2 separate regions of the Homo sapiens genome follow, and region 2 is linked to region 1. Evidence: chromatin loops called from intact Hi-C (ENCODE). Cell type or tissue: dorsolateral prefrontal cortex. All regions are shown on one strand. Each heading gives the region's core, and the rest is flanking DNA. Links, peaks and the distances in the headings are about the cores only. Region 1 overlaps SPATA3-AS1 (SPATA3 antisense RNA 1). Region 2 holds the start of C2orf72 (chromosome 2 open reading frame 72).

What was found. Peaks named below come from ENCODE experiments on the same cell type or tissue, not always from the same donor. Only the 100,000 strongest peaks of a DNase experiment are listed, where the experiment ranks them.
Region 2: a loop joins it to region 1, with 2.5 times the contacts of the local background. A loop is called at or near these places in 2 of 110 quality-filtered maps.

The regions. Positions count from the first base shown.
Region 1 is chr2:230,979,798-230,995,112 of GRCh38, reverse strand. SPATA3-AS1 (SPATA3 antisense RNA 1) reads left to right here. Exons shown (of 6, transcript NR_033879.1): 3 at 2,711-2,779; 4 at 3,138-3,344; 5 at 6,934-8,129; 6 at 9,003-10,745. Among named protein-coding and RNA genes, the nearest start is that of SPATA3-AS1, 8.6 kb to the left of the region's middle. RefSeq lists enhancers at 7,444-7,943, 8,345-8,394, 13,224-13,363 and a silencer at 9,448-9,632. In dorsolateral prefrontal cortex, for the core only: CTCF peaks have their summits at 7,505 and 7,706 (motif pointing right); DNase peaks (open chromatin) are centred at 5,278 and 7,712; H3K4me3 peaks cover 1,037 bases; H3K27me3 peaks cover 973 bases.
Region 2 is chr2:231,030,257-231,045,571 of GRCh38, reverse strand. It overlaps C2orf72 (chromosome 2 open reading frame 72), which reads right to left and starts at 8,049. Exons shown (of 3, transcript NM_001144994.2): 1 at 7,373-8,049; 2 at 4,163-4,276. The coding sequence starts at 8,006. In dorsolateral prefrontal cortex, for the core only: a CTCF peak has its summit at 7,503; a DNase peak (open chromatin) is centred at 7,541; H3K4me3 peaks cover 4,167 bases; H3K27ac peaks cover 5,495 bases.

The sequences.
Region 1 (15,315 bases), core at 4,062-12,061:
GACATGGTGAAACCCCGTCTCTACTAAAAATACAAAAAATTAGCCGGGCGTGGTGGTGGGTGCCTGTAGTCCCAGCTACTCGGCAGGAGAATGGCGTGAACCTTGGAGGTGGAGCTTTCAGTGAGCCGAGATCGTGCCACTGCACTCCAGCCTGGGCGACAGAGCGAGACTCTGTCTTAAAAAAAAATGGGGGGCTTTGGGCCACACAAAGCCAGACCCAACATGAACTCTGAAATGACAGGACATAGTTTAGGGCTTCTAGAGCCTAAAAATACCTTAATGATGACCTTTCCTCAGAACACTGAGGTTTAGCGAAATTAAGTTACTTTCCCAGGGTCACACAGCTGGCTGGGGGCATCGGAAGGACTAAATTCCAGTTTGGGGCTCATTATTTTCATGATCCCAGAAAACAATAGGGAGTCAGATAATTATACAGGCTTTGAAATAATGAATTAAAAAGTCCCCCAGTGGCCTGGTGCGGTGGCTCACGCCTATAATCCCAGCACTTTGGGAGGCTGAGGCGGGCAGATCATGAGGTCAAGAGATTGAGACCATCCTGGCCAACCAACATGGTGAAAACCTGTCTCTACTAAAAATACAAAAATTAGCTGGGCATGGTGGTGCACGCCTGTAGTCCCAGGTACTCAGGAGGCTGAGGCAGGAGAATCACTTGAACCTGTGAGGCGGAGGTTGTGGTGAGCCGAGATTGTGCCACTGCACTCCAGCCTGACGACAGAGTGAGACTCGTCTCAAAAAAAAAAAAAAGGTCCCTGAGCGAGAAGATTGAAGAAAACAAAGGCAGGAAGGATCAGAAGTGAAGGCAAGCTCAGCTCAAGAGTATTGGGTTGTGTTTGGTTGACCTTGGCCTAAGGAGGCTCTGGGAGCAAGTGAATCTGTATGAAGCTGGTAATTTCCTGAAGCCAAGAGCAATGGAACCCTTGAGGGGACTCCATTTAGAATCAGAGAGACTGGAAACCGAGGCCGGGAACCCTGTTGAGATCTAGCAGACAGCTCAGGAACTCCTAAGGCATTAATCTCTGCAAAGTTGGATTTTCAGGTACCAATGGGCTTCGGCCGAGGGCCTCAACCTGGTTTAAATCAGTGTTTTTCAACCTCAGCCCTGTTGACATTTTTGGGCTGAGTAATTCTTTGTTGTGGCGGGTCATCCTGTGTATTGTAGGAAGTTTACCAGATCCCTGGTCTTTACCCAGTCTTTACTCCCCCCTACCCCAGGACAACCCAAAATGTCTCCAGATATTGCTAAATGTCCCCTAGAGATGGGGTAGGAGTGTGTGTGTCCACATTGCCCCTGATTGTGCCATGTTGGTGTAAATGAATCAGATAGGAGCAGACACATATAGGTAGAACTTCCTGGTAGCAATGAAAGAAATATTCCATTTTACCAGAAGGAGCCAAACAGGGCACAGAGAATGAGTCTCTGTCTTCCTGTAGAAAGATGGAGGAAGCACAGAGGGCAGGCCGAGGGAGGAGTGGGGAATTTCTCTGTGGCAGCAGCAAAAATATGTGTGAATTCTTTAGTAAGAGTGGTCCCAAGAAGCAGAGAGAGGGCACCTGTGGAAAGAGGTTGTCCCAGAAGAATGAGGAAGAATGGTCCCTCAATAGCTCCTTGCTAGAACGTCTTCCCTGCAGCCCCCACCTTCTTCTTCTTCTTCTTTTTGTTTTTGTTTTCAGAGTCTCACTCTGTCTCCAGGAGTGCAGTGGCCCAATTTTGGCTCACTGCAACCTCCACCTCCCGGGTTCAACTGATTCTCCTGCCTCAGCCTCCCGAGTAGCTTACAGGCATGCTCCAGGCTCCTGAGTAGATTACAGACATGCGCCGCCATGCCTGACTAATTTTTATAGTTTTAGTGGAGACAGGGTTTCACTCTGTTGGCCAGGCTGGTCTCGAACTCCTGACCTCAAGTGATCTGCCTGCCTTGGCCTCCGTAAGTGTTGGGATTACAGGCATGAGCCACTGCGCCTGGCCCCACTGCTTTCTGTTTGAGCACCTGTTCCTATACAGGAAGCCTGGCTCTTCCATAATACAGCCACAGCCCACTGCCCAGTGCTTATCAGCCACTACTACTACCTGTGTCCAGCTCTAGCTAACCGTGAACATCAGAGATCTCATGAACAGGCTGAACATTCCTGCATTTTCAGAAGCCCTTCTCCTCTATCATCCCTCTCTGCACCTCTACCAAAGCATTTTCTGGTCAAGCCCTATCTCAAGTGGATAAATCTCTTCATAAAGCCTTTCTAAGCTGGGCACAGTGGCTCATGCCTGTAATCCCAGCACTTTGAGAGGCTGAGGCGGGCGGATCACCTGAGGTCAGGAGTTTGAGACCAGCCTGGCCAACATGGCAAAATCCTGTCTCTACTAAAAATATAAAAAAATCAGCTGGGCATGGTGGCACACGCCTGTGGTCCCAGCTACTCAGGAGGCTAAGGCAGGAGAATTGCTTGAAACCCGGGAAGTGGAGGTTGCAGTGAGCGGAGATCGCGCCACTGCACTCCAAGCCTGGGCCACAGAGCGAGACTCCATCTCAAAAAAAAAAAAAAAAAAAAAAAGCCTTTCTTGAGATCTCCAACTGGAAGCCATCCTTCCCTTGCTGCTGAGCTCCGGGGCACCTCTTTGTATGAGACTGGTCATATTCTGAACGGCATTAGAATTATTTCTGTCTCTGCCTTCCCTCTCATTCCCCAACCCCAGATGGTGGAAACCTCAGAAGGCCACAGTCCAGAGTAGGGGCTTAATGCAAGCTGCTGGAACTGAATAAAGGTAAAGTTAGGACAGAGAAAGCAGGAAGCTGCGACAGCAGGAAGCTGTGATGGGGGCAGGTGGGCATGTGGGATCAGGCACCTCCAAGGCTTCATCACCAAGGGGGTGTTTTCAAAAATGGACTGGGACTTCTCTGGCCTTGGCTGAGGATCACAGCTGGACTAGTCCATGGGCAAGGGAGTTTCCTAACTAGGGATGCCAGTCATGTGAAAATGCAGTAGACTAGGTAGGGGAAGGGAATTGGAAATTAGATAGTCAGAATAAGGTCTTGATGGGGTGAAAATTTCCTCCCAGAAGGTCTCTGATGGTTCTGGTTTCCTGGGCACCTAGAATAAGTGTGTCACCATTTGTCCTGAAGCTGACTTCTCTGAGCTGGATGGCACCCTGGACATCAACCAGCCCTTCACCTTCACGTCACACAGGAGGGACACTGGTCCATAGAGAGGATGCCTGCTCTGGTCACCAGCTGGAGAGTGGCAGACCTTGGGTACCTGACCTTTGGACTCTGCCACACAGAGCACTTCCTCAGTCCCTCCTGCTGCCCCTGGCAGGGTGGAGCTGGCAGGTAGGTTGCGGGACTTGGCGCTCCCTCAAGATCTCACTGCCCAGGGACCTTAGACTGACAAATTAATCCCGTGGGCCACAGGCCTGGTCTCCATAACAGAAAGGGTCTCAAGAGTTGCGAAGGAGAATCCTGAAGTCGGCCAGCTAGTCTAGCGGAGTTCCACCTGAGAGGGTTGCCATGAGGATCCAGGTGAAAAGCCCTTAGAACAGCGCCTGACTCACAAAAGGCGTGCTTTTAGTGTTATTATTCTTCCCTGGAGAAGACTAAAGAAGCAAGCAAGGGAGAGGAGGATGTGGAGAGGAGGGAGTGGGGCCCCGTTTCTACAAAGTCCCAAATCAATACCTTACAAAAGCGTGACCCCAAGTCATGGGAACCGATGCCCCAAGTTGCATGTGGGGCCAGTGAGTGGGGGTCGTAGCCCTCCGAATTAATTCGAACACCTCTGACGCTGAGATTGCCCCAGTGAGCACACCGGGAGGAACTCTAGTTCCTTACCACCCAAAACAGTACCCAAAACTCCTGGAGGCGCCAGGAGAGAGGCCGTGACTCCGGGGCTTTGTCCTCTACCCCGCGGGGCGGCAGGGTCGGGGTCCAGGGCTGCGTGTTTGAGCGTTCTCCGCCCCGGGGCTCCCCCCTCCCCGCGCCGACCCCTCACCATCGGTCTGCGTCTCCCGATCCATCAGGGAGACCCTGTGCACTTGCTGGCGGCGCGCTTGGAAGTCCAGGGTGCCCTCGGGGCGGCCGGGGCAGAACACGGCCGTGTGCACCTCCACGGCTGGGCTGTGCGGCGCGAGGACTCGGCTGAGCAGGGCCTCCATGCGGCGGCGCGCCTCGGCCTCCTCCTCCTGCTGCGGCTGCACCACGATCCCCACGAGCGCGGCGGGCGGACGTCGGTCCCGGGCGTGCTGCTGTTGCAGGAGCAGCTGCAGCCGCAGCAGCTGCGTGAGGAGCGCAGACGCGCGGCACAACACCAGGAGCAGCTGCGCGCCCCGCTCAGGCGGGTGCTGCGGTGCCCCGCGTGCAGACGCTGTGTCCTCTGCCGCGGAGGTGGGGGTCCCAGGAGGAGCCCCTGGCGCCTCGCGCGGGTCCTCGGCCTTGGGCTCCGAGCGCCGCGACTTCTTGGTGAAGCGCTTGGACTTCGTGGCCGGGCAGTCGTCGCAGTTCATGGAGCTGTCGCCCCAGCGCTTGGACCGCCGTGCGGTGCAGTTGCTGGCGCTGGTGTGGCCGCTCATGGCTCGGGCGGACGAGGGCCTGGGGAGCTGATCGGCTGCAGTGTCTCCTGGAAAGCTCTGCAGGCTCAGGCCGTCCTCATCCTGCTTCCAGAGCCCGCTGATCAGCAGCACCTGGCCGTGGCCCTCGACAGACTGGGCCGGGGCCTGTGGCTGCGCCTCCGCCTTCCTCTCCTGGGGTGCCCTGCAGGGCTGGGCCCCAGGCCGCTGCTCCATGTCCGGCCCGACACCCTCGCCCCTCTGGGCTCGGGCTTCCGTTGGGAGGGAAAAGCTGCCCTTCTCCGGAGCATGTCACAATACCCCTGAGCCCTACCTTTTCCTGTCGTGGCCAAGCACCTCCGCCCCGCTATTCCTTGGAAATCTAATATATAGGAAGTTGCTGTTGGACGCTGGTATAACGCCGACTGTGTTCAGTTTCTCCATTTTCTACTTTTGTGGTTTCAAAAGGTGCATCCTTTTATACCATGGATAAATCTTCGTCCCCAAGGCTCTAAGTAAGGCGAATTTTTATGCACCCGGGGCATTTAAAAAGCAGTGGACCAGATCTCATTGCACCCGCAACTCTTGAGAATCAGCGAAGAGTGGCGGCCTGGGTGGCTGGGCCCCGGCTCGGCCAGTCGGCTCTCTGGGTGATTCGGGCGCCGGAGTCTTGCGCTATTACGATATAAACGGGTGGTGTTGCCCGAGATGATTTTGGGCCCCCTCAGTTCCAGGCTTCTGTGGGTACCAGCGGCCTGTCAAAACGCCAGGAAAGGTCCTCAGGAAAACAAGACAGAAAGCATAGAACTCGTTTGCTGCCCAGCACGCGGGGTGAGCAGAGTGTCATGATGAGGCAGTACGGAGGGAACAAGGACGGTCACAGAGACTGGAAACCCAACGGTGGGGAAAGTTGTTCCCTTTGTTATTTTTCTTAAAATGAGCTTTACCAAGTTATGCTAAATTATTTTTAAAAATATAAACATAAAAAACTCTGAAAAGCAGGGTGTCAAACAGAAAACTCTGAGCTAGAATCCCGCTAAAAACTCCAGGATCCTCGGGCGCGGTGGCTCATGCCTATAAGCCCAGCAATTTGGGAAGCAGAGGTGGGAGGATTGCTTGAGGCCAGGAGTTCAAGACCAGTCTTAAGCAATATAGTGAGACCCCCATCTCTACTAAAAATACAAAAATTACTCGAGCCTGGTGGTGTGCCTGTAGTCCTAGCCATTCCCGAGGCGGAGGCAGGAGAATTGCTTGACCTGGAGAGGCAGAGGTTGCAGTGAGCCAAGATCACACCACAGCACTACAGCCTGGGCGACAGAGCAAGCCTAAGTCTCAAAAACAGACTAAACAAGTCTGCTGGAGTGCAGTGGCGTGATCTTGGCACACTGTGAGCTCCACCCCCCAGGTTCAAGTGATCCTCCTGCCTCAGCCTCCCAAGTAGCTGGGACTACAGATGCCTGCCACTCCAGCCTGGGCAGACTTGGTCTAAAAAAAAAAAAAAAAAAAAAAAAAAAAAAAAAAAAAAAAAAAAAAAAAGAAAGATGGATGCTAGACTTTCATCCAAGATAAATTAGACCTGACAACTTCACCATACAGGAATTGGCCTTTCCACAGGTTTACCCTAGTGTGGGAGTCTCAAGATTGAGATTACTAGGGGAGGTAGGAGGCCCTACCTGGGGCTGGGGCTTGCTTTTTGCCTTCTCTAAACCAGCTTTTATCAACATATCCTAAACTGGGGAGTACCAGGAAGGAATAGAGGTTCCAGACTCCCAAAACATGGATTTGAGCTACTCTGTCCCTCCTGACTGGGGTAAAGGAGCCCTAGTGTGCTGTCTTGTTCATTGTCAGTTCAACCTGCAGTCGGACAGTCATTGAAGAACCCTTGTACTAACTGTCTGACACGTTGGACTACCTTTAATCAGCCCCTGGCACACTGAAGCCATGGAACGGGGAGAGGAGCAGAGAGAGGTGGTGGGACTACCAGTCTCAGTGCGACCTCAGGGAGGGGATGATCCAGATGGCAGGGCTGCCAGCCTCAGTGTGACCTCAGGGAGGGGATGACCAGGCTGGAGTTAAGCCATCCCTAGGGTTCCCTGGGTCCAGCCCTTGCAGGGGCTTTTTTTTGTGCATGGTGGGGTGGGGGGAGACACTAAAGGTAAGAAGTGGCACTAAAGGCAGAAGCTCTGTCAGCTGGTGTTCAGAATGAATACCAAGACTCCTGGGCATGCACTTGAAACACCACGATTATATCTAAGTTGGTGTAACAAAGAGATCCAGAGATACGTTGGGTTAGGAATATTTATTTCTGCAGATGTCAGTGGTTCTGGGGTGTCAGGAAGGCTCTGCCATCCTCAATATGTGGCTTCCTTTCCTTTCTCCAGGGCAGCTGATCCAGGACCGTCCACTTCCAAGCCAGCAGGAGGATGGAAAAGCAGAATGGAGGGGAAACAACCTCCTTTGCAGGGCGTGACTCGGAAGTTGGACACATCATTTCCAGCCACATTCCATGGACCAGAATTAGCCCTGTGACCAACTCTGGCTGCCAGAAAATCTGGGAAATACAGTCTCTGCTTGGGCGATCAGGCAGGCAGTTATATCTTTGGGAACATCTCTCACCCCCTGGGAACACCTGAGCAGAAACTGAAGGACATTTAACAGATTCTCCTTTGTGTCTAATAAGAATTGCCCCCATCAGTCGGGGCTGTCCTAGGTGCTGGGTACATAGGTCATCTATACACAACCCAGCAATGGAGAGCACACCATTCCCAGGCTGCAGATGCAGAAACTGTGGCTCGGAGAGTTAAGCGTCTTGTTCAGATTCAGTCAGCTGGTAGATGGCAGGTCTGGGATTGAGACCCAGGCCTGGCTGGTCCTGCCAGGACACAGTATCACAGCTTTGACTGGGAGCTTCTTTTTGTTTACATATATTTTTTATGCTCAATGTGCATTCCTTTTGAAATACACAGAAAAGGGAAAGAAGCCGGAGTCCTGCCTTGTGTAGGAGGGATAAGTTAGAGGTGTGCACCGGGATAAATCTGCCTCCCGCGCTGGCCCTGGCCCTGGCCCTGGCCCTGGCCCTGGCCCTGATCCTGCTCCTGATTCTGGTCCTTGGGGCCTGGGCGGCGATTCCCGGCGCTGGCTGAGCGTCACCGGCCACCAGAGGGCGCTGCCGGGCTACCGGTCCGGTCGCCCGGGGATCACAGCCTCAGCGGACAGGAAATGATCAACAGCTTCTCCTCTCGGATCCACGTGGACTCAAGGAATCTCCGGGGGGCAGGACAGGTGCAGAGCCGAGTGCAAAGGTGGAATTCTATTCCCAAAGCACATCCCGCGCCCCTTTCCTCTGCAAAGTCCCGGAACCGCGTGACTCCGGATGAGTTATCGGGGCTGGAACCGAGGGTTCAGCCCCCTGCGCCTCTGTGTGTCCCGGTCCCTTTCCTCCAAGTAGACAGGAGGCATCTCCTCATCGGCTCAGTTCACATTCCTCCAGGGGCTCAAAGGGGACCCAGTCCCTGTCTTGGGACACCAAGTCAGGCAGACTCCAGGAGAGAGGAAGGAAGATGATTCCCGCGCTCAGGTAGGGAGCCCCTCCAGGAAGAGAGAAATGAGGGGTGTACAACGTGAGAGTGGAAATGCTCAGAAATAGTCAATGGCCTGGGCAGCTGAGCTTTCGTCCACGCCCTGGCACAGTGTGTGCGGCACAACAGAGGTGTTCAGTGAACGTTTTTCATTCAATCAACAAACACCCTGAGTGCCTCCGTGTGCAGGTCCTGGGCTAGGCTCTGGGGATGAAGTCCCTGCCCCCTGGAGCTTATACTCCGGTAGGAAAGAGTAAACAAGGTCGGCCACTACTATAACCTCACATGGCGCTGAGCTCTAGAGGAAATTAAAGCAAGATAAGGGCGCCCAATCCAGGGCTTATATTCCCCCAACCCCCACCCCCAGTCCAGCCCGGCAGTGATGCAGGGGGAAGGGGGCAGGGGTGTGGGGGGTGAAGAGGGCAAGGAAGCCACCCCCATCCTCTGGGCACAGCCAACAACCCCCAGTTTTATACAGGAGAGGCTTCTTGGGGAAAATGTCATTCCAGGAGCCCTCAAAGTGATGGGATCCACTGACTGGAAAGAGAAAAAGGTCCAAGAAGGAGGAATTCAAGCCCCTGAGGCCCCTTTGGGTAGAACAGGGCAGGGAAGAGCCTCAGGGTCGCACAGCCTGGAAGCCGGAGGGCAAAGAGGAGGAGATGGAGAGCCAGACTCCCGGAGAACCCCGGAGGGCCTTGGAGGGGCCAGGGGTGGGGAAGTGGGAGGATAATTTTATGCATCAATTTGGCTGGACCACGGTACCCAGATATTTGATCAGCCATTATTCTAGATGTATCTGGGAAAGTATTTTTTGATAAGAGTAACATCTGAATCAGTGGATGAGTGCTGAGTAAAGCAAATTACCTCACCAGGTGGGCGGGTCCTGCTCCCTCTGTTGAAGACCTGAAGACAAAGATTGACCCTCACCCTTCACCTCCCACCTCTTCCTCACCTTGGAAAAGAAAAACATTCCTGAGAGGGGGGATTTGTCAGCAGAAGGCTTTGGGACTAGAACTGCAGCATCAGCTCTTCCTGGTTCCCCAGCGCCCAGGCCTACCCTGCAGATGTGGGCTTACTGGCCTCCACGATCAGTGAGCCGGTTCCTTAAAATCAACCTCTCTCTCTTCCTCTGTCTCTCCCTCTCTCTCTCTCCCTGTCCACATCCCATTGGTTCTGTTTCTCTGGGGAAACCTGACTAATAAGGGGACTCTCAAGGCCCTGGCTGAGGATGGCAGGCCTGAAGATTCTCTGAGGCATTCAGCATTGAATGAGCACCAGCTGGGCGTGGAGCTGTGTCAGGCGCTGGGCACAGGACTCAGCCCCGGAACCAAGTGTGGGCCCACATGGTGTGGGCCTTTGTCTGTCCCTGTCATGGCTTTGGACACACGCGTGGCCCAGAGGGGACAACGGATCTGGGTGGCGAGGTGGGAAAGCTCACCCCAGTATTCCTCTTGGTGGCAGCAGTCCCTTAAGGGGTCGCCTGAGTCGTGAGACCCACAGGTGTGGACCTCCCCCCCCCCTTCCTCCCCTCTCCCCCAGTGACTTTATCCAGCACCTGCCCTGCCCAGCCTTGCACAGGTTACCCTGTGACCCACTCACAGGGAGATAGGGCAGCTTCTTTCTGCCCTCAGGAGCCTTGTTCTCAAGGCAGCTCATCCAAGAGAATAACATACAGTAGATTGCCACACACATGACTGTGGCTTAGTCCAGGAAAGCCACTTATAAAATCCGGAGGTGAAGGAAGAAAAGATTGAAATCTCTGTAACAAATCCATTTCCCTCCTCCCTCCCTCCCTTCATCTCCAAAGTAGACCTGCCCCAGGGCCAGGGATCCTCTCCCTGCAAGGCTAGGTAACAAGCGGATTTTTGCTTTTGAGCTTCAAGGTCCTGGCTTCTGGTGGTTTATAGGTGATCTTTGAGGGTGGTTTTGACGAGAGGCTTGTTAGCTTCTCTACGCTTTTGAAACGCCCACTCTCCCCACAAGAATCTGGGACTTTGCAGAACCGGTCCAAGGTGAGAGTAGGATTAATTGCCAAATGAGTTTTCTCATAAGCCTGGGGTCCAAAGTACATTGGACAGCCAGCAAATGCTTATGAGGGGTTTGAACAAGTGAAATCAAGGCTCAAGGTCATAGGACTCAATGGAGAGTGAGGCAGCTGGGATCTGGGATGACCGGCATGGGCCTCAAAGCAGGGGGCTTGGAAATAGGCCCTGAAGAGGGGGTCGCTTGCGTGGCTAGGAAGGGGTTGGGGCCCACTAGCATTTCTCAGAATGCCTATTTTCTTCGGCAGTGAGAGCTGGAGGGAGGGATGGGTTTCTCAGCACAGTTCCAGTATGAGTGGCTGTCACCACAGGGCGCCATTGCCAAGTCAGAAAGAAACAAAGCTTAACCGCTGCCTCCTGTCCCCCATGGTCTGTGAAAGTCTCATACTGTAGTGCGTCTAATGGTGGCCCCCCAAAAGATACATCTACATTATAATTCCTGGGACCCAGAAATGTGACCTTATTTGGAAAAAGGGTCTTTGACCTTATTTGGAAAAAGCGTCTTTACAAATGTAAGTGACCTTATTTGGAAAAAGTGTCTTTACAAATGTAATTTACAACATTGAATGAGCACCTGCTCTGTGTGGAGCTCCCTATGTGGCCCAGGCTGGTCTTAAGGATCGTGTGTGTGTGTGTGTGTGTGTGTGTGTGTGTGTGTGAGAGAGATAGGGTCTCACTGTGTCATCCAGGCTGGAAGGCAGTGGCACAATCACGGCTCACTGCAGCCTCAACCTCCCAGGCTCAAGCGATCCTCTGGCCTCAGCCTCCCGAGTAGCTGGGACTAGGGTTGCACACCACCACTCCTGGTTAATTTTTTGTGTGTATTTTTTGTAGAGACGAGGTCTCCCTAAGTTGCCCACGCTGGTCTTGAACTCCTGGGCTCAAGTGACCCACCTGCCTCGGCCTCTCAAAATGCTGAGATTATAGGCATGAGCCACTGTGCCCGGTTCAAGTTAAAGATCTTGAGATGAAATGATTCTTGGGATCATTATCTTGGACGGATTGTAAATCCCAGGATGAATGTCCTTATATGAGACGCGCAGAGGAGAGACACAGAGATGGAAGAGGAGAAGGCCATGTGAAGGCAGAGGCAGCGACTTGAGAGTTGCAGCCACAAGCCAGGATGGCCTGGAAGAGGCAGGAGCAGACTCTTCTTAGAGCCTCCAGAGGGAGTGTGGCCCTGCTGACACCTTGATCTTGGACCCTTGGCCCATCAGAGCTGTAAGAGAGTAAGTTTCTGCTGTTTGAGGTCATCTGCTGCAGGAGCCCCCAGGAACAAATACACCTCCCAATCCCATTTTTAATTCCCGAGGGTTTGCACCCCCAGGACACTTCTTCCACACATGCCCTGTTGTGCTCCGTATTGCCCTGTGTCCATTTGGAAGTGGGACTCCATCCTGTTGATACGTTCCACATAAAATATACTTGTACCAAAAATGTCTTGTTTTTAGGAGACTGTGGGGGATGGGAGTTGGGGGAAGGGTTCCATTTTCCAGGGCAATTATAGCTGTCCCTCAGTATCCTAAAGGGTTTGGTTCCAGGACTCCTGCAGGTACCAAAATTCAAGGATGTCCAAGTCTCTGATATAAAATGGCATAGTATTTGTAAATAACCTATGCACATTCTCCTGTATACTTTAAATCATCTCTAGATTATTTGTAATACCTAATACAATGTAAGTGCTGTGTAAATAGTTATTGTACTGTATTAGTTTTAAAATTTGTGTTATTTATTATTATTATTTTGAGACAGAGTCTCGCTCTGTCGCCAGGCTGGAGTGCAGTGGCATGATCTTGGCTCACTGTACCCTCCGCCTTCCAGGTTCAAGCGATTCTCCTGCCTCAGACTCCTGAGGAGCTGGGACTACAGGTGCATGCCACCACGCCCAGCTAATTTTTGTATTTTTAGTAGAGATGGGGTTTCACCATGTTGGCCAGGATGGTCTCGATCTCTTGACCTCATGATCCTCCCACCTTAGCCTCCCAAAGAGCTGGGATTACAGATGTGAGCCACCGTGCCTGGCCTATTGTTGCTATTATTAAAAAAAAAATTTGGAGATGAGGTCTCAGTCTGTTGCCCAGGCTGGAGTGTAGTGACATGATTATGGCTCACTGCAGCCTCAAACTCCTGGACTCAAGCTATCCTGCCACCTCAGCCTGCCGAGTAGCTGAGACTACAGGTTCGTGCCACCACACCTGGCTAATTTTTGTTTTTTTGGTTTTTGTAGAGCTGTGATCTCATTATGTGTTGTCCAGGCTGGTCTCAAACTCCTGGCCTCAAGTGATCCTCCCACCACAGTGCTGGGATGGCAGGTGTGAGCCACTGTGTCTGGCCTGTTGTTATTTTTAAATTGCTTTTCTTTTTTCAAATATTTTTGATCCATGGTTGATTGAAATCTTGGATGTGGAACCAGGGGGTAACTGAGGGCGAATTGCACTGGGCTTTCCCTTGACTAAATTTGGGCAAAATAAAATGATCTCTAACCTTTGTAAAGCTAATCAGACACCTCTAGGGTAGCAAATCCTAAAAGAAAAAGATCAGGCATATGAGTGCGTGTGTGTGTGCACGTGTATCTGTGTTGCCAAGCTGTTCCCTCCCCCACCCCCACCACTTTGCTTTTGGAGGCAAAGGAAAGGCACCCTCCTGGCTAGCAGGCCAGATGAGCCTTGTCACCTGGGGGATAGGATGCGACCCAGATCTGCTCCTGAGCACAAAGATGAGCAAAATCAAAGGAAATTGCATGAGACTGAAGACCTTCTGTGTGGTCCTCCTGGGAGTGGCAGAAGTTTCTGGTGGAGGCGCAAAACAGGCCCCTGCTACACATAACTTCCATAACCACCAATCCACAGGCAATCCACCCACCCACACCACATCCCAGGCCTCTCCTTTCCGTGCCTGACCTGTGCTCCCGTGGCCTGCATGGGTGTGAGTCGCCTCTTTCTCCACTGCAGGCCTCTTCCAGGATGTCCTGGTGAAGAACACCACTGCCTGTCCAATTATACTAGTCAGAACCCTGGGAGTGTCTCTTGACACTCCTTCTCATCGTCCGCCAAACCCAGCCCATCCCCAAAGCCTGTTGATTGTATTTCCTGCTTGTCACACAAATGCCACCAGCTTTGATGGGCACCTTGTTCCTCCCCTTTGTGGTACTTGTCACAGTTGCAATTTGCCTGTGAGCTCCGCAGAAGACAGATGCCACGGCTGCTTATTCCTTGTCGTGTCCCTGGTTCCTAAAACAGTGCCTCGTGCATCACTGGTGTTCAATAAATACTTGCCAAATCATTGAATAAATAAGCAAATGAATGAAGGAATGCAGTTTTGAGTGAGGATGGTGTTGAAAAGGAATAAAGCCTTCCCCAGTAGTGCCTGAGGTCCATGTAAGAATGTCCTAGATGATAAGACAGGAGACACACGGGCGTGGTAGATGGGCTCTCCCCACCCCTCCCCATAAGAGTGCAAAGCTGGGACAAGCCAGAGGCTTCACAGGCCTGGTAACTGGGGGGTAGGGTTTGGTGATTCCTACCCAGGGCTGGGGGCATCGGGAGGCTCTTCCTCTCTACCTGGACTGTGTTTACCAGGTGTGTTTCCCATTCATTATTTTCCAGTGGGTACTGGGTTCAAAGTTTCTATAAGCAGTGGGGGCTTTGAGGTTCGAGGAAAGTGTAGTATAGCTTTCTCTTCCTTTTAGGAAGATTTCTGTTTTTCTTTTTCTTTTTTTTTTTTTTTTTTTGAGACAGAGTCTTGCTCTGTCACCCCAGCTGGAGTGCAGTGGCATGATCGAGGCTCACTCCAACCTCCGCCTCCCAGGTTCAAGTGATTCTTGTGCCTCAGACTCCTGAGTAGCTGGGATTACAGACATGAGCCTCTGCACCCGTCCTAGGAAGATTTCAAAACGAAGATGAGTCTATTGTAATTTAGAGGGCCATTTTAAACTCCCTGTGTTGGTGGCAGATGGTTTGGGTCTGGCAGCTAGCTCTATCCCAACCTTCTCTATCCACCCTGCAACTCCCTCCCCTCCCCCTCACATTTTATTTTGAAATTTTCAAACATTCTGAAAAGTTCAAAGAAGAGTACAATGAACTTACCCTGGATTCTCCAACTGTTAACATTTTGCCACAATTGCTTTGTCTCTGTTGGTCTCTCTCTGTCTTTGTATATTTCCACATACTTTTATTTTGCTGAGCAATTTGAAAGCAAGTTGCTGACATCTTGACACTTCACTTCTAGATATCTCAGCATCTCCTAATAAGGATATTCTCCCACAAAACCACAATACCATGATCACAACCATAATAGCACCCAGTGTACTATCTGTATTCAAATCTCTACAGTTGTCCCCGGAAGAGCTTTTAATGCTGGATTTTTTTTTCCTATCCAGGATCCAATCAAGATCATGTATGATATTTGGTTGTTATGGCTCTTCAGTCTCTTTTCATCTGAAACAGTCTTTCACCTTTTTATTGTTGTTGTTGTTCTTTGTTTATGTGAAATTAGTTTTTGATAAAGAGTCCAGGACAGTTGTCTTGTAGAGTGTCCCATATGTGGGTTAATCTGATTGCTTACACAAGATTAGATGCAGGTTGAATATCTTTGGCCAGAGTTCTGTACTGCATAGGTGCCACTGTAGACTTCTCAGTCAAGTATCACATCTGGAGTAAATAATGTCAATATCACATCTGGAGTAAATAATGTCAGGCATCACAACTGGAGTAAATAATGTCAGTATCACATCTGGAGTAAATAATGTCAGTATCACATCTGGAGTAAATAATGTCAGTATCATATCTGGAGTAAATAATGTCAGTTATCACATCTGGAGTAAATAATGTCAGGCATCACATCTGGAGTAAATAATGTCAGGCATCACATCTGGAGTAAATAATGTCAGGCATCACATCTGGAGTAAATAATGTCAATATCACATCTGGAGTAAATAATGTCAGTTATCACATCTGGAGTAAATAATGTCAGTTATCACATCTGGAGTAAATAATGTCAGTTATCACATCTGGAGTAAATAATGTCAGGTATCACATCTGGAGTAAATAATGTCAGTATCACATCTGGAGTAAATAATGTCAGTATCACATCTGGAGTAAATAATGTCAGTATCACATCTGGAGTAAATAATGTCAGGCATCAC
Region 2 (15,315 bases), core at 3,010-11,009, 52 kb before region 1:
CAGTGCAGCCTGGGTGACAGAGCTAGACTCTGTCTCAAAAAAAAAAAAAAAAAAAAAAAAAGATTGAAACACAGCTAAAAAATTCCTGTCACCTAGTAACCTTGTAGTTGTCCTGATGTTGCAGTGCAATGCATTACTCACATGTTTGTGGCAATGCTGGTGGAAACAACCTAACTCGCTGCCAGTCATGTAAAAGTCTAGTACATACAATTATATACAGTAGACAATACTTGATAATAATAAGAAATGACTATGTTACTGTACTGTCTCTCTCTCTCTCTATATATATAAAATTATTATTATTTTTTGAGATGGAGTCTTGCTCTGTTGCCCAGGCTGGAGTGCACTGGCGAAATCTCTGCCCACTGCAACCTCCGCCTCCCAGGTTCAAGCAGTTCTCCTGCCTCAGCCTCCCGAGTAGCTGAGATTACAGGCGTGTGCCACCACGCCCTGGCTAATTTTTGTATTTTTAGTAGAGATGGGGTTTCACCATGTGGGCCAGGCTGGTCTGGAACTCCTGACTTCAGGTGATCCGCCAGCCTCGGCCTACTATATGTTTTAACATTATTTTAGAGTGTACTCCCTCTACTTATATGTGTGTGTGTGTGTATATATATATATATATAAAGATATATATACACACACACGTATATAAAGTTTATATATATATATAGTTAATTGTAAAACTGCCTCAGGCAAGCCCTTCAAGAGGTATCCAGAAGAAGGCATTGTTTATCATAGGAGGTGACAGCTCCATGTGTGTTATTGTCCCTGAAGACCTTCCAGTGGGACAAGATGTGGAAGCAGAAGACAGTGATACTGATGATCCTGACCTTGTGTGTAGGTGTAGGCTAAGGCGCATGTTTGTGTCTTAGTTTTTAGCAAAAAAAAAAAAAAAAAAAAAATTAAAATAGGAAAAAGCCTACTAAATAAGGATATAAAGAAAGAAAATATTTTTGTACATTTCTACAATATTTTGTGTTTTAAGCCAAGTATTACTACAAAAGAGTGAAAAAGCTTTTAATAATTTAAAAAGGTGGTTTTTGTTTGTCTGTTTGTTTGTTTTGAGACAGTCTCACTATGGTGTGCAGGCTGCAGTGCAATGGCAGGAGTACGGATCACTGTAGCCTCGAACTCTTGGGCCCGAGCCATCCTCCTGCCTCAGCCTCTGGAGTAGCAGGGTCTACAGGCACGCGCCATCATGCCTGGCCAAAAAATCAAAAAGCTTATAAAGTAAAAAAGTTACAGTAAGCTAAGGTTAATTTATTATTGAAGAAAGAAATATTTTAAAATAAATGTAGTGTAGCCTAAGTGTACTGCGTTTATATAGTCGACAGTAGTGCACAGCAATGTCCTAGGTCTTCCCATTCACTCACCACTCACTCGCTGACTCACCCAGAGCAACTTCCAGCCTTGAAAACTTCATTCATGGTAAGTGTCCTATGCAGATGTACCATTTTTTGATCTTTTATAGCATATTTTTACTGCACCTTTACTATGTTTAGGTATGTTGAGACACACAGCTACTTACCATTGTGTTACAGTTGCCCACAATATTCAGGACAGTAACCTGCTGTACAGGTTTGTAGCCTAGGAACGATAGGCTATGCCGCATAGCATAGGCATGTAGTAGGTTATACCATCCAGGTTTCTAAGTACACTCTATCGTGTTCACACAACAAAAATCCCCTAAAGATGTATTTTTCAGAATGTATATCCCTGTCATTAAGCAACTCATGATTGTATAAATGCATGTAATTATGATATCCTATATTTATCATATGCTATCAATGTGTGTACATAGTCCATAAATGCCATTTGCATTTTAATACATTCACTTCTATATGAGATTTGTACATACCACAGAGAGAGAAATTATCCAAGATTTATGTAAAATGGTTAATGATTCTGTTGCTTCATCTTTTCTCCTTTAGTTTCCAAGTATATCCAAAATGATGGTGGAGAGGTTGAAGTTAGCATTTTTGCAATTAAACATTTTAAATATCTACTGCATTTTGAAGATGATATAGAAGTGAGTTTATTAAATTTTAAAGAGCACAAGGAGAGATAGGTAAATAGAATGGCGTACCCCAAAATATAATTGTAGTTATCTCTGAATGATGGAATTAAGTGAATGATGTTTCACATTTGTTTTCTTTCTTTTTTTTTTTTGTACTTTTTTTTGAGTTTTCAAACATGACAGGCAGAATTCTAAGACAGCCCCCAAGATTCTGGCCCCTTATAAAGCCCTTCCTTGAGTCTGGATGGGCTCTGTGAATGTGATAGCTTAGTCACTCTGGGGAGTAGGTTGTCTCTCTGACAAATGCAATGGCTAGTGACTACCTTGACTCCTTAGGTTATGTGGACTCCCTCCTAGCAGACTGGAGAGCGGGGTTCTCCTGCTGATTGAAGGAGGATCTCTTGTGAGAGGGCTTGTGAGAGCAAGGAATGGCAGGGGCCTCTTGGAGCTGAGAGCAGCCCCAGCTGACAGCCAGCAAGAAGTCAGACACCTAATCAATGCCTTTGAAGCTGCTAAGCTTGTGATTATTTATTTATTTATTTATTTTGAGACGGAGTTTCACTCTTGTTGCCTAGGCTGGAGTGCAATGGCACAACCTTGGCTCACTGCAACCTCCACCTCCGGGGTCCAAGCAGTTCTTCTGCCTCAGCCTCCCAAGTAGCTGGGATTACAGGCATGTGCCACCACACCCGGCTAATTTTGTATTTTTAGTAGAGATAGAGTTTCACCATGTTGGTCAGGCTGGGCTTGAACTCCTGACCTCAGGTCATCTGCCCACCTTGGCCTCCCAAAGTGCTGGGATTACAGGCATGAGTCACCATGCCCAACCTACTTGCGATCATTTCTTATGCAGCAATGAAGACTGACACATCAACTAATGGTTTTCTTTCTTAAATGAGAGACACAATGAAAGTTAATTTTGAACCACCATCCATTGTTTCTGTAACAAAGCTATACTTCTCAGTGCACTTTGGGATGGGCTGTGTGCATTCAGCAGGCTACACCATGCTTCCGAGTACTGTAGCCACCCCCATCCATGGCGTCACTATCCGCAGTTTCAGTTACCTGCGGTACAGTCCAATAAGATATTTTCAGAGAGATACCTCATTCCTGTAACTTTTGTTATATATTGTTAAATGTCTTAACTGTGCCTAGTTTATAAATTAAGCTTTATCGTAGGTATATATGTACAGTAAAAAACACAGTGTATACGTAGGGCTTGGTGCTACCCATGGTTTTAGGCATCCACAGGTGTCTTAAAGCATCTCACGTGGATAAGGGGGGGATCAGTGCGCTTCCTATCTCTCTAACATCAGCATTGACATGGAGGGGTGTCTTCCCCTTCCCCTTCTCCCTCATTTCCATTTAGTGGCCTGATGATTCCACCTAGGAGTGGCTCCGGGTGAGTTTTCTCCCCTCCATTCCCACTGCCCAGGTCGGGCCCAGGCCGCCTGTTATCCCTCCTGGGACACGACAGCCTCCTCCTAGGTGGGCTCTGCCGAGGTGTCTCCCTCTCCTAGAGTCCATCTCTCTAAACACACCCCAATCTCTCTGCTCAGAAATCGCTCATGGCACACTACTCCTGAAGGCTGCACATCTGGGACACTGATTTGGTCCAAACTCTTCCCTTCAGCCTTGGCCCTCACTGGTTTCCTTCTGCACCTCACTCCCAGGGCCTCTCGAAGGTGGTCCCTTTTCTGAGCATGACATCATGCTGTCACTCCTTAGCTCAGTGCTCCTTTTCCAAAACTTCCCATTTCTGCCTACGAAAATCCCTCCATCCCCGGATCAAATATCACTTGCTCTAGGATACTCCCTGGACCCTCCAGGGAGACTTGCTGTGTTTGGTCCCATGCACGTCCCATGCACCCCACCATGCTCCTGGAGACACCTTTGTTACAGCCCTCCCCATACTGCCTTCATTAGGTGGAGACTCCTGGGGAAAGAGCCCAGCCTGACCGAGCCCATGTGCCCACTGCCTGGCATATGGGCACCTCACATTGCTCATCCCCACACCTGGCACATGGCAAGCACTCCATAGATGTTGGTCCACTCTGTCCCTAAGGTCCCCAAGTTCACGTGACCACTCCCATAATTCCATGCACCTGGCCCTCAGGATGCAGGAGGTCGGGGAGCACTCACCCTGAGCTGAGCTTCTGCAGGCAGCAACATCCTGGTTCTTCCTCCGGCTCCAGGGACCCCAGGAAAAGCAGGCTAGCAGTCCGGGGAGGCCTGGCCTCTCCCAGGCTCCTTCCACTAGGAAGAACACAAAACCTGAGTCAGAGGGTCACATGGTTCCCACTTCACAAGACTGAGAGATTTCGTTTAGCAAATCAAGTGCCCCAACGGTCAACTGCCCTAGTTTCAACTGTCTGATTAAAAACACAGAGTCTGATTTGCAAAAGTGGGTGGGTTTTTAAAACCGAACTTTAAAAATGATTGCTTTACTTTTATCTATGTTATCTCATTTAATTCTTACAAAAGCCCTGTGATGTAGGTACCATGTTGAGGAAATAAAGCAATGAAAATGACATGAAATTAATTACAATTACATAGCACCAAACAAAATACTCAAAGAGCTGCACGTTCCCTCTGATTTTAGTTCAAACTATTTCTTGGCAGGAATAGATACATTTTTTAGTAATCTATAAAGTCAACAGGAACTAGGTTGTTTATTTTATTTATTTATTTATTTTTAAAAGACTTCAGGCAACCAAAACAAGGAAAATCCTTGTTCATAATCTTTATTCAGGACCAATTTACTCTTAACCCGCACCCAAAGGTAAAGAGACTGTATCCTTAGTTTTTCAACCCAAAGGCAGCTGGATTAGGTACCACGAACTGGGTAAAAGGGCACTGCCAAAAGGCAAGCAACCTAGAATAAGAATTATCATCAGACGGTGAGGAAAGAAATTGGAAAACTTTAAAAAAACAGATCCAACCACTAGCGAAATCTTAGTGACATGAATCCATTTGGTGTGAAGATAATAGTTCTGCCCACTGCAAAAGCTGCAAAGAAATCAGTGGGCTATAAGTTATAATTCCACTCACGACCTTTAGTCATTTGCGAGAGGTTTAATTTTGTTCAGTATGTTTTTATAAAAGTAGGAAAGCGCTTAACATAGAGAACAATTCCCTTGCAAAGTGTTAAAATCTCAAAAGTATTAGTGTTTATTTAAAAGGAAGGGAGGATTCATTCACTCTGTCTGCATGCCAGGCAGGGTATCAGGAAATGGGACTGCAGATGGTGTTTAAACCCACAAGGGAACAAAATCATGTTCACAAGGGAACGAAATCATGTGGTAAGAGCTCAGAGAGCAAAGGGATAAAGGGTTCTGGGATTTCGCCAGTGAACTTGCAAGTGGGAGCAGGGAAGGTCAAGGGAGGCTTCCCGGAGGAGGAAGTCCAGTTCTGAATGCACAAATGGGATTGGCCAGGTGAGGAGGAGGGAGGAGAAAAGGCTCTTCAGGCTCAGGCAACAGCAATGTGTCTACAAAAAGCTTAGGAGGGACAGGGCGTGGTAGTTCATGCCTGTAATCCCAGCACTTTGGGAGGCCAAAGTGGGTGGATCACTTGAGGTCAGGAGTTCGAGACTAGCCTGGTCAATATGGCGAAACCCCGTCTCTACCAAAAAAACAAAAATTAGCTGGGTGTGGTGGCAGACGCCTGTAGTCCTAGCTACTTGGGAGGCTGAGGCAGAAGAATTGCTTGAGACTGGGAGGCAGAGGTTGCAGTGAGCAGAGATCGCATCATTGCACTCCAGCCTGGGCAACAAAGAGAGACTTCATCTAAAAAAAAAAAAAATGCATGCACTCATTAGGGTATAGAAAATGTGTGTGAATTCCCTTCTTTCTATTGGAGGCCTGGTCAGCAAAGGGGTTGAAACAAAAATCAGAACAATCACAGCCTCAACAAAAAAATGGATTGCACCCTAAGGGAGGAGGGTTAGGGCAGGCGCGCTCGCCCAGGCAGGCCAGGCTGGCAGGTGAATGTGACATTGGCAGCATCACAGGTGACAGGTCTCCTTGCTGGGACCCTCCGCCCCCCAACCAACGCCAATACTCCAGGAGACACACAATACAGCCACTTTCTTCATTATCTACTTAAGAGGAAGGGGCTGGAGGGCTTGAAGGGCTGCCCAGCTGGGCAGGGAGAGAAAGCTGGGAGCTGGAGAGTGCAAAGATCTCCCGGGTTTGCCAGATGCAGCTACTCTTTTTTTTTTTTTTTTTTAATACTTTAAGTTTTAGGGTACATGTGCACAACGTGCGGGTTTGTTACATATGTATACATATGCCATGTTAGTGTGCTGCACCCATTAACTCGTCATTTAGCATTAGGTATATCTCCTAATGCTATCCCTCCTCCCTCCCCCTACGCCACAACAGTCCCTGGTGTGTGATGTTCCCCTTCCTGTGTCCATGTGTTCTCATTATTCAATTCCCACCTACGAGTGAGAACATGCTGTGTTTGGTTTTTTGTCCTTGCGATAGCCAGATGCAGCTACTCTTAATGTGCATATTTTCATCCTAGAACATTGGAGAGTTCCTGTAAAGCCTTGTGTTCCAGGAGGAAGGAGATCCTGACCCTTCTGCTGATGGCAGCAGTCACGGGGGCTGGGAAAAGACCCTTAAATCCCTTCCACCTTTCAGGAGAATGTGGAGGGAAAAGGTGGCCTCAGCAGACCTGGGGGAGGCTGAGGGACACAGCAGTTGGGTGCACAGCCTTGGTGGGTGGCCAGAAATCAATAGAAAATGTACTCTTAGTCCCTCTCACCTCCCCACACGTCAAGTCCCGAGCACCCATTCCTTGCCCTCTTCCTAAAACCAGGCAGGGCTTCCAGGACGAGCCTCCACCGCGCTGGAGATGCCCCTCCGCCCCTCCTAGAGCTCCCGACGCATCTCTGGCTGCGCAGCGCCCTAGAATTTAGCTTCTGGCACCGCCAATCTCCTTAGCACCCATCCACCCCCTTGAAACTTTCCCATCCCAAGGCTTTCCCATTTCCTTCCCCACTCCTCTTCTCTCCCCACCCCCACCCACCCCGTAACTCCTAGATCTCGGCCTTGCCCGATTCATCCCTTCTCTCTACCCACTCCCTCTGCCTTCTACTCGGCCCCTCAGCTTTCCCACGCCCCCTAGGCATCTCCCGTGCACTCCGGACCCTTCCGGGACAGACTCGATCCGCTACGCACGGCCCGCTCTCCGCTAGCTGCGAGGCCTGGCTCTAGGCACCTCCCTGCTCTGAGCCTCAGTTTACCTCGGTGCTCAATAAGGGAATGGCCAAAGGGGTCCAACTTGGGGGACGTGCCCGAGCCACCGCCCGCCCGCGCCCAGCCGGGCCCCGCGCAGTCTCACCTGGTTGCCCGGCTCCGGCGGCTTGCAGGGCCCTGCAGGCGGCCGCCTGGACGGCCAGGCAGGAGGCCGGGAGGCCGGGGCAGTAGGCGGCCGCCTGCACGGGCCCCCCCGCCTGGCGGCCGAACACGGCGCGCAACAGCGCCTCCAGCAGCCGCAGCCCCGGCGCCACCGCGTCCTCTGGCCCGGCCTCGGCCACCAGCACCCCGACCAGCGCCGCCCCGGCCCGCCGCCGGCCGCGCACGTCCCGCAGCATCTCCCGCAGGCGGCGCCGCGGCTCCCGGGCGGCCAGCGACGACGCGCGGCACAGCACGAAGACCAGCGGCGAGCGGATGGCGCGCGCCGCCGCCGCCGCCGCCCCCGCCGCCCCAGCCGCCCTCGCCGCCCTCTGCGCCCCGCGCGCCGCCCCGGGCCCCGCGCCCTCTGCCGCCGCGCCGCCCGGCTTGGCCGCGCCTGGCTCCGGCGGGAACACCGCCCGTGCGAAGTCCCGCAGCAGCGCGCGGCTCTGTTCGCGCTCCCACAGCTCGCCCACCAGCAGCACCTGCCCGCGGCCCCCCGCCGCTTCCACCAACGCCTGGAAGGGCGGCTCGGCAGGGCGCGCAAGCCGGGCCGCCAGCGCCTCCAGCTCGCGCTCCATGCTGGCCGCCGCCCGCCCTCTGCGGCCGCCGCGGCCCGGGCGCACCCGCTGCCCGCCTCTCGGGGCGGTGGCGCCCCGGCACAGAGGACACGCCCCCGAGGGCCGAGCCCAGCCGGACCCCCGGGCCCCCGGGCGGGGCCTCTGTGTGCACGCGCCCCTGGGCGCAGCCCGCATCGCGGGCCCGGGTGGGAGGAAGAGGGCTTTCTCCTCAGCCCTCCAAGGGTGGCTCCTCCCGAAGTCCCTGCGCAGACGCGGGGAAACAGAGAGTCATTCATTCATTCATTTGTTCGTCCATCCCACACATACTTACTGCGCACCTACTATGTGCAGGCGCTGGGCAGCCGAGGTTGGGAAGACAGACAATTATCCCCTCACTAGATAAGATCGTTTGGAGACCTGGAGCAGAGTCCTGCACAGTTTGGGGTCTTGCCGAGGTGGGGTGGGAGGTAGGGGGGTAGGGGGCGGAGGGCGCAGAAGTGGGTAGGAAGGTGAGATAAAAGAGAACACGCAGGGGTTATTTCTGCCACCCAGCTTTCCTTTTGGGCTTCAACATTTAGCAAAAACTGACCGAGGGTCCATTATTTCCACAAATACTTATTGTACCACCCCAGGCGCTGGGGTTGAAACCCAGACTGTTTCCGTAAAGCAGAAAGTCTAGGGGGCCAGATGCAGGACACGGATGGTGCTCTGATCTGCGTGGGGAGCAAGGGGCCAGCCAGGTCAGAAGCAGGAATGCATTTCCCTTCCTTCTAAGGATCTAGGTCAGCCTTGTCCAATAGAACATTCTGTGATGATGGAAAACTTTTTTATTGTCTGCACCATATGTGACTATTATTGAGTACCTGAAATCTGGCGAGTGCAACTGAAGAACTGAGTATTACATTTCACGTAATTTGTAATGAAATGTAAAATTAAAGCAGAAAGTGACAAGATGATAATGTACTTAAAGGGCTGGCACCTTTCTCTGAATAGTACCCTAAAGACGCCGCAGAAGCAAGAGGGGAGTTGGTAAGGACTCTGAGAAACCAATGTAAAACCAGGGAAGGCCTGTCGCCTCCTCCCCTCAGTGCCATAGAAGGGGGATAGGCTGAGTGAACGCTATACACTTGTGCTCTTTTCTTTGCTTGCATTGGCCTGAGTAGACCATTTCTCAACCCCATCTCCCCAGCACTGCTGGGAGGCAGAAAACAGCTGTGCTAGCCAGGGATGGCATATCAGGCTGGGGCTAGCAGCACAGAAAAACCAGACCCGGCAGCCTCTTCTTCCCACTTCATGGGTCAGGAATTCCAACCACGAGACCTGCCTCATGAAAGAGGATTGGCCAGGGGAGAGTGCCCAGAAGCTCCCTGAGTGGGGTGTCTGGTGTGTGTGAGGGTGGCACATGGGGAGTGGCTACATTCACATTTGATGCCAGAGGCAAGTCCCATCACACCCCCATTCCTTAAGCTCCCAGGTGGGATATATAGGAAGAGCCTAGGTTTTAGTCTCTTCCAGGTGTACCTATCGCCAACCAAAGTAGCTGATATCTAGGGAAACATGAATTCACTGGGAAAAATAATTAGACTTCTGGGGCCGGGCGCTGTGGCTTGTGTCTGTAATCCCAGCACTTTGGGAGGCCAAGGCAGGTGGATCACCTGAGGTCGGGGATTGGAGGCCAGCCTGACCAACATGGAGAAACCCAGTCTCTACTAAAAATACAAAATTAGCCAGGCATGGTGGTGCATGCCTGTAGTCCCAGCTACTTGGGAGGCTAAGGCAGGAGAATGGCTTGAACCCAGGAGGTGGAGGTTTTGGTGAGCTGAGATCGTGCCATTGCACTCCAGCCTGGGCATCAAGAGCGAAACTCTGTCTCAAAAAATAAATAAATGAATAAAATAAAATAAAAAATAAAAAACAGTTAGGCTTCTGGAAAGTATAAAACAAAGCAGGTTTAATGGATATATGAATTAAGATTCATTTCTTAATAACACAGACAACACTAATAACAATGAAAATTTCTTTTTCTCTTTTGTAGACGTTTGGGGATGGACAGTTTATGGCTGAAATAGTATAATAGTTCTGCTTTACTAGGTGTTTGAAGACTCAGATTTCATACCAAGTCACTATTGCCCTCTGACATCTTCATAATCCAAATTGGCTGCTAAAGCTTGGGCCATCACACCTGTATTCCCAGAAGCTGGGTAGTAGAAGGACTGAGGAAGGAACAAAAATCTGGTTGACTTCAGATTTCTTAGCAACAACATTGGGTTTAAGAAAAAATGGAAAAATTGTTTTAAAGTATCAAAGAAAAATAACTTTGACCCTAGATTTGGATTTCTAGCTAAATTATCAGGTATATAAAGAATCAGAAGGCGTATCACATATAGCCCCTCTTTGAAAACACTATTGGAGGAAGTGCCCTATCAAAAAGGGAACTAAATCTGGCTGGGCATGGTGGCTCACTCCTGTTACCCCAGCACTTTGTAGACTGAGGCTGGCAGATCATCTGAAGTCAGGAGTTCAAGACCAGCCTGGCCAAAATGGTGAAACCCCGTCTCCAATAAAAATACAAAAATTAGCTGGGCATGGTGGTGTGTGCCTGTAATCCCAGCTACTTGGGAGGCTGAGGCAGGAGACTCGCTTGAACCCAGGAGACGGAGGTTGCGGTGAGCCAAGATTATACCAGTGTACTCCAGCCTGGGTGACAGAGTGAGACTATCTTAAAAAAAAAAAAAAAAAAAGAGGAACTAAGAGTGCTCAATAATAGCAAGTAAGAGGGATTAAATCACTTGTCTAAATAACAGTGCAAGGCCATGCCAGCAAAGCACAGCCTAAGTGGGTATAATAAACTGGGAGGGTGGGTGGCAGAGCCAGGGTGAAACCTACAAGTTGACCAGAAAGGGAATTAACCCCATCCAGGTCACCTCTGAGGAAGAGAGAAAGACAAGTTCTAGAGAAGCACTGTCAGGTATACTGGGATTTTTAGCACATTCTTACAAGGCTTGTCTAAAACCAACATGCTCTGCCTCCTGAACTATATATTCTCAGCCTCTAAATCTCCACAACTAATTACAAATTTCCATAGGCGGGATGCGGGATGGATCAGAGGGGGGTGGAATGTTAAACGAAGGTTGGAGTCCAGGGCCAGTAAAGTTTATCTTTATCTGTGTTATTTACACAGCAAAGGTTCTGGTATTAAATTAACAGGAAACTGCAAAGATCTTTTTTTTTTTTTTAAAAAAAGGCAAGATGCCAAGAATATTTCTTCCTCCTCTCCCACCGCACCTTAGAAAAACATCATAAAATTAATGGACTTCTTCTTTCTCTGGTGTTCAATGAAGATATAAAGTAAACTGGGATTTTTGAAATACTTTACCTCTTCATGTTCATTTAAACAGAATTTGGTGGGAATCAAGTGATAAGAGACTGGTGTGGTGGCTCACACCTGTAATCCCGGTACTTTGGGAAACTGAGGTGGAAGGATTTCTTGAGCCCAGGAGTTTTAGACCAGCCTGGGCATCATAGCGAGACCCCATCCCTAAATAAACAAACAAACAAAAATCAAACAGCTAGTTGGGTATGGCAGTGTGTATCTAGTCACAGTTACTCCTTGGGAGGTTGGGGTGGGTGGATGGCTTGAGCCCGAGAGGTCGAGGCTGCAGTGAGCCGTGATTGTGCCACTGCACTCCAGCCTGGGTGAGAGATCAAGGACTTGTCTCAAAAAAAAAAAAAAAAAAAAAAAAGTGACCAGAAAGTGTTGGTTTGGAAAACAAGGAGTAATCTCCCTCTAGTTGCTTGCCAGCTCCTTTTCCCTCTTTACTCACACTCTGTCACCCTATTCTCCTCTCCTTCTTTCTTCCTTTCCCCGCTTCCCCTCTCCCCACCTCCCCCTTTCTCTCTTCTTTCCTTTCCTTCCTCTCTTCTCTCCCTGTACTTTTCCGCTTTTTCCCTAAGATGTTTGATTTGGGGGCTAAAAGGAAGGCTGGACCTGGGGAGACTTTCTGGCTTCCTGGGGAGCTGGGTGGAGGGAGGAAGATCTTTAACATGAGGAAGACCTCAGAGGGAAAGGAAATTGGAGGAGCCCCCAGGACCCACGGAGGAAAGAGGCTGAGGTGGGAAGAGGGGCTGGAAACTTGAAACTGGGTCTAACAAGTGCTGGGTGCCCCTGAGGTGGAGCAGGCCTGCTCGCTGGTGTGCTGGGACTTCGTTTCCTCCTCTGCCAGGCCCAGGCTGGTTCCCATGAGGGCACCAGGAATGCAGATCTCTGTGCCAGCTGGTGTTCTTATGGGGGTCAAATATCTCAATTTCGCCTGAACTTTAGGGGTCTGGTGAAGGTTTGTTAACCCACTTATGCAGGAGGTTGCAATTTTTTGAATTGCAGACATGTGTGAAAAATCAGACCTTGGCAATGACCTTGAGCAGCAGGAAATAAATAACTCCCACATGCTTAGCGTTCCAATAATGGAACACTAGGAATAAATGGGATTGAAGAAGCCTGCAGGAAATGCTGACGGGCAGAGACCAGGCTTCAGTGCCTATCATGCTCCTGCTGAGCCCTGGACTAGTCAGTGGTGCCAGGAGGAGGGGCAGGCAGGCCCCCAGGACACACCTGTACTGGCTGAGGGCATCACAGTGGGGGCAGTCCTCCGTCAGCCAACACCTGGCACATAACTGTGGGGAGAGTGTCTACACCTGTCACCTTGGTGGCCACAGCTGCAAGGTGACTTCGTGGGGATCTGTGAGCATCTGAGGCCCCAGTAGGGGTGAGGAGGAGAACAGCAGCTCATTTGTGCAGCAAGGACATATGGTGACTTCGAAGCCACTCAATTTGGGCCTCCTTTCAAATCTACTGGGCCAGATCAAGTTAGAGCTTCAGTGTAAGTCTCCCAAGGTCCCCTCCTGGGAGAATGGCACCAGCCAAAATTGGCCAGGAAGAAACCATGGTCTCTAAGAGTTGAATGGGACCCTGGTTGGCCTTTCCCTCCCCCAGGACAGGGCTGCACCAACTGCACCCAAGCTGGCACCTCAACTGTCAGGCCCATTGAGGTTAAAGTGGAGCAAAGAGCAGTTATTACTGGAGGCAACCTTATTCCTCCCCCAAGTCTCAGAGCAGGTGCCCTTTTATAGACTATCAAATACAATGTGAGCTGTATCTGTGGGGTGGGCATGAGGGCCGGTGCCCACCACAGACGCCCTGCCCCTGTACCTGTATGTCTCATTCTGTTCACTTTCTGCAGCTCCTCGGTCCCCGGCTGATGAAAAAATAGGAAGTGTGCAAGTGTTGGGGCAATGGGCAGTGGGTGACTTCATGATCATCGTTCATGAGGTGCCTGATATAGAACAAGGTGACCATTAAAATAATCTTATGATAACCTTAGTTGCCCAAGCCAGCTCCTGGCCAGTGCCTCTCTTTCCCAGAGGGGTGGATCAAGAACCCGGTCAGGAAGATGGGCTCAGTGAGTGCATGGAAACATGAGGTTCCTCTGCACCAGATCTTGTCAGAGCTCTGTGACTGACCCTGACGTGACTCTGCAGGACAGGGAGCTTCTGTGATCACTGGCTAGAGGATGTTCAGCTTACCAATTTCAGGTTGCACTGGACAAAGATGATGGCGGTGTTGCTAATGACACTAAGGTGGCACCACCTCACCACTTTAGAGAAACTCTCGCTTCACCACTTTAGAGAAGCCTCTTATCAGTGGTAGCGGCAGATGGACAGGCAGTGGTTGCCAGTAGAGCTTTCTGCAATGAAGAAATTGTTCTAAATCTGTGCTATCCAGTACAGTAGCCACTAGTCACATGAGGCTATTGAACAGCTGAGATGTGGCTTGTGTGACTGAGGAACTGCATTTAAAGTTTTGTTTAATTTTAAGTAATGTAAAGTTAAGTTTAAATGGCACGTGTGGCTAGTGGCTCCCATATTGGACAGCACAGGTCTAGAAGGTATGCTATCATCATTCTCTTCCAAGGTTGATTTATTTCCATGGCCTGATTAACAACTTAGTTTAGATTGGTTTTCAGGTTTAGACAGTGACAGGACAAAGGTACTGGCTGTGGCAGACACTGTTGGTTTTCTGCTCATTGGCCACTCATGCTTACTGAGCCCTGATTTTGGTGTAAAAGCAATGGACCCAGCCTCAGGGGTTGAAGCGTGAATAGATGAAGCCAACTGTTCTTCATTGCTAGTGATTGGTCTTGAGGTGGGCATGCTGCTCACTTCTAGCCAGTCCAAGACAAGGAGAGATTTCCAGGAAAGATTTCCTTCCCTGACTAGGGAAGTTGACAGGCCCTTTTGGGGCCATCACCTTCCTTGCTTCACAGAATGTTGTGTGAAGACTTGATATTTGGAGCTATGGCAGCCATCTTGCTACCATGAGGGAAAGGCCAAAAGAATTAGTATCTTTCTATGAATTGTTAACGATATTTGGAAAAGCTCAGTGAACACCTTACTTCTTTGGTGTTGTCAGTTTTCACTGCTTTGAGAGGAATTCTGCCCTTCAAATTGTATAACCCAACATCTTCCTTAAATTGTTTTATATTGAGATAGGACATAAATTATTAAATAAAATATTTAAAATAGGTCAAATAATAGATTGCCTTTAGAAGGAAATCCAAGCTACTGGTAACAGGATGGCTTCTGACAAAGGGAAATGACAGGTTAAGATTTATGGGTGGGAGGGACATTTAACACTGCCTATCCATTTGTTTGTTTTGAATTTTGTTCCACAGGAATGAACTGTCTACTCAAAAATAGGTTTATTAAAGTTAAGGCCAGGCGCAGTGGCTCATGCCTGTAGTCCCAGCACTTTGGGAGGCCGAGGCAGGCAGATCACTTGAGGTCAGAAATTCGAGACCAGCCTGGCCAACATGGTGAAACCCCATCTCTACTGAAACTACAAAAATTAGCTGGGCATAGTGGTGAGCTCCTGTAATCCCATCTACTCAGGAGGCTGAGGCAGGAGAATCACTTGAACCCGGGAGGCAGAGGTTGCAGTGAGCTGAGATAGTGCCACTGCCCTCCAACCTGGGCAACAGAGCAAGACCCTGTCTCAAAATAATAATGATGATAATAATAATAATACTACTAAAATAAATAAAGTAGTACATGAGGATCTTATTTTGCTGCATGGAAGTAACCACCCAAAAACTCAAACCTGAGTTGTTAAAAGTATGTGTTGTTTACATAGGTGTGTTCACTTTGTAAAAATGTATTGAGCTGGTCACTTATGATTTATGTCCTTAATAACAAGTTTACATTAAAAAAGCGGTGGCCTTTTTGGAGTGGAGCTCAGAGTTGGAAGGAAAACCAGGAGGCGGCTTTGTTTCCATTG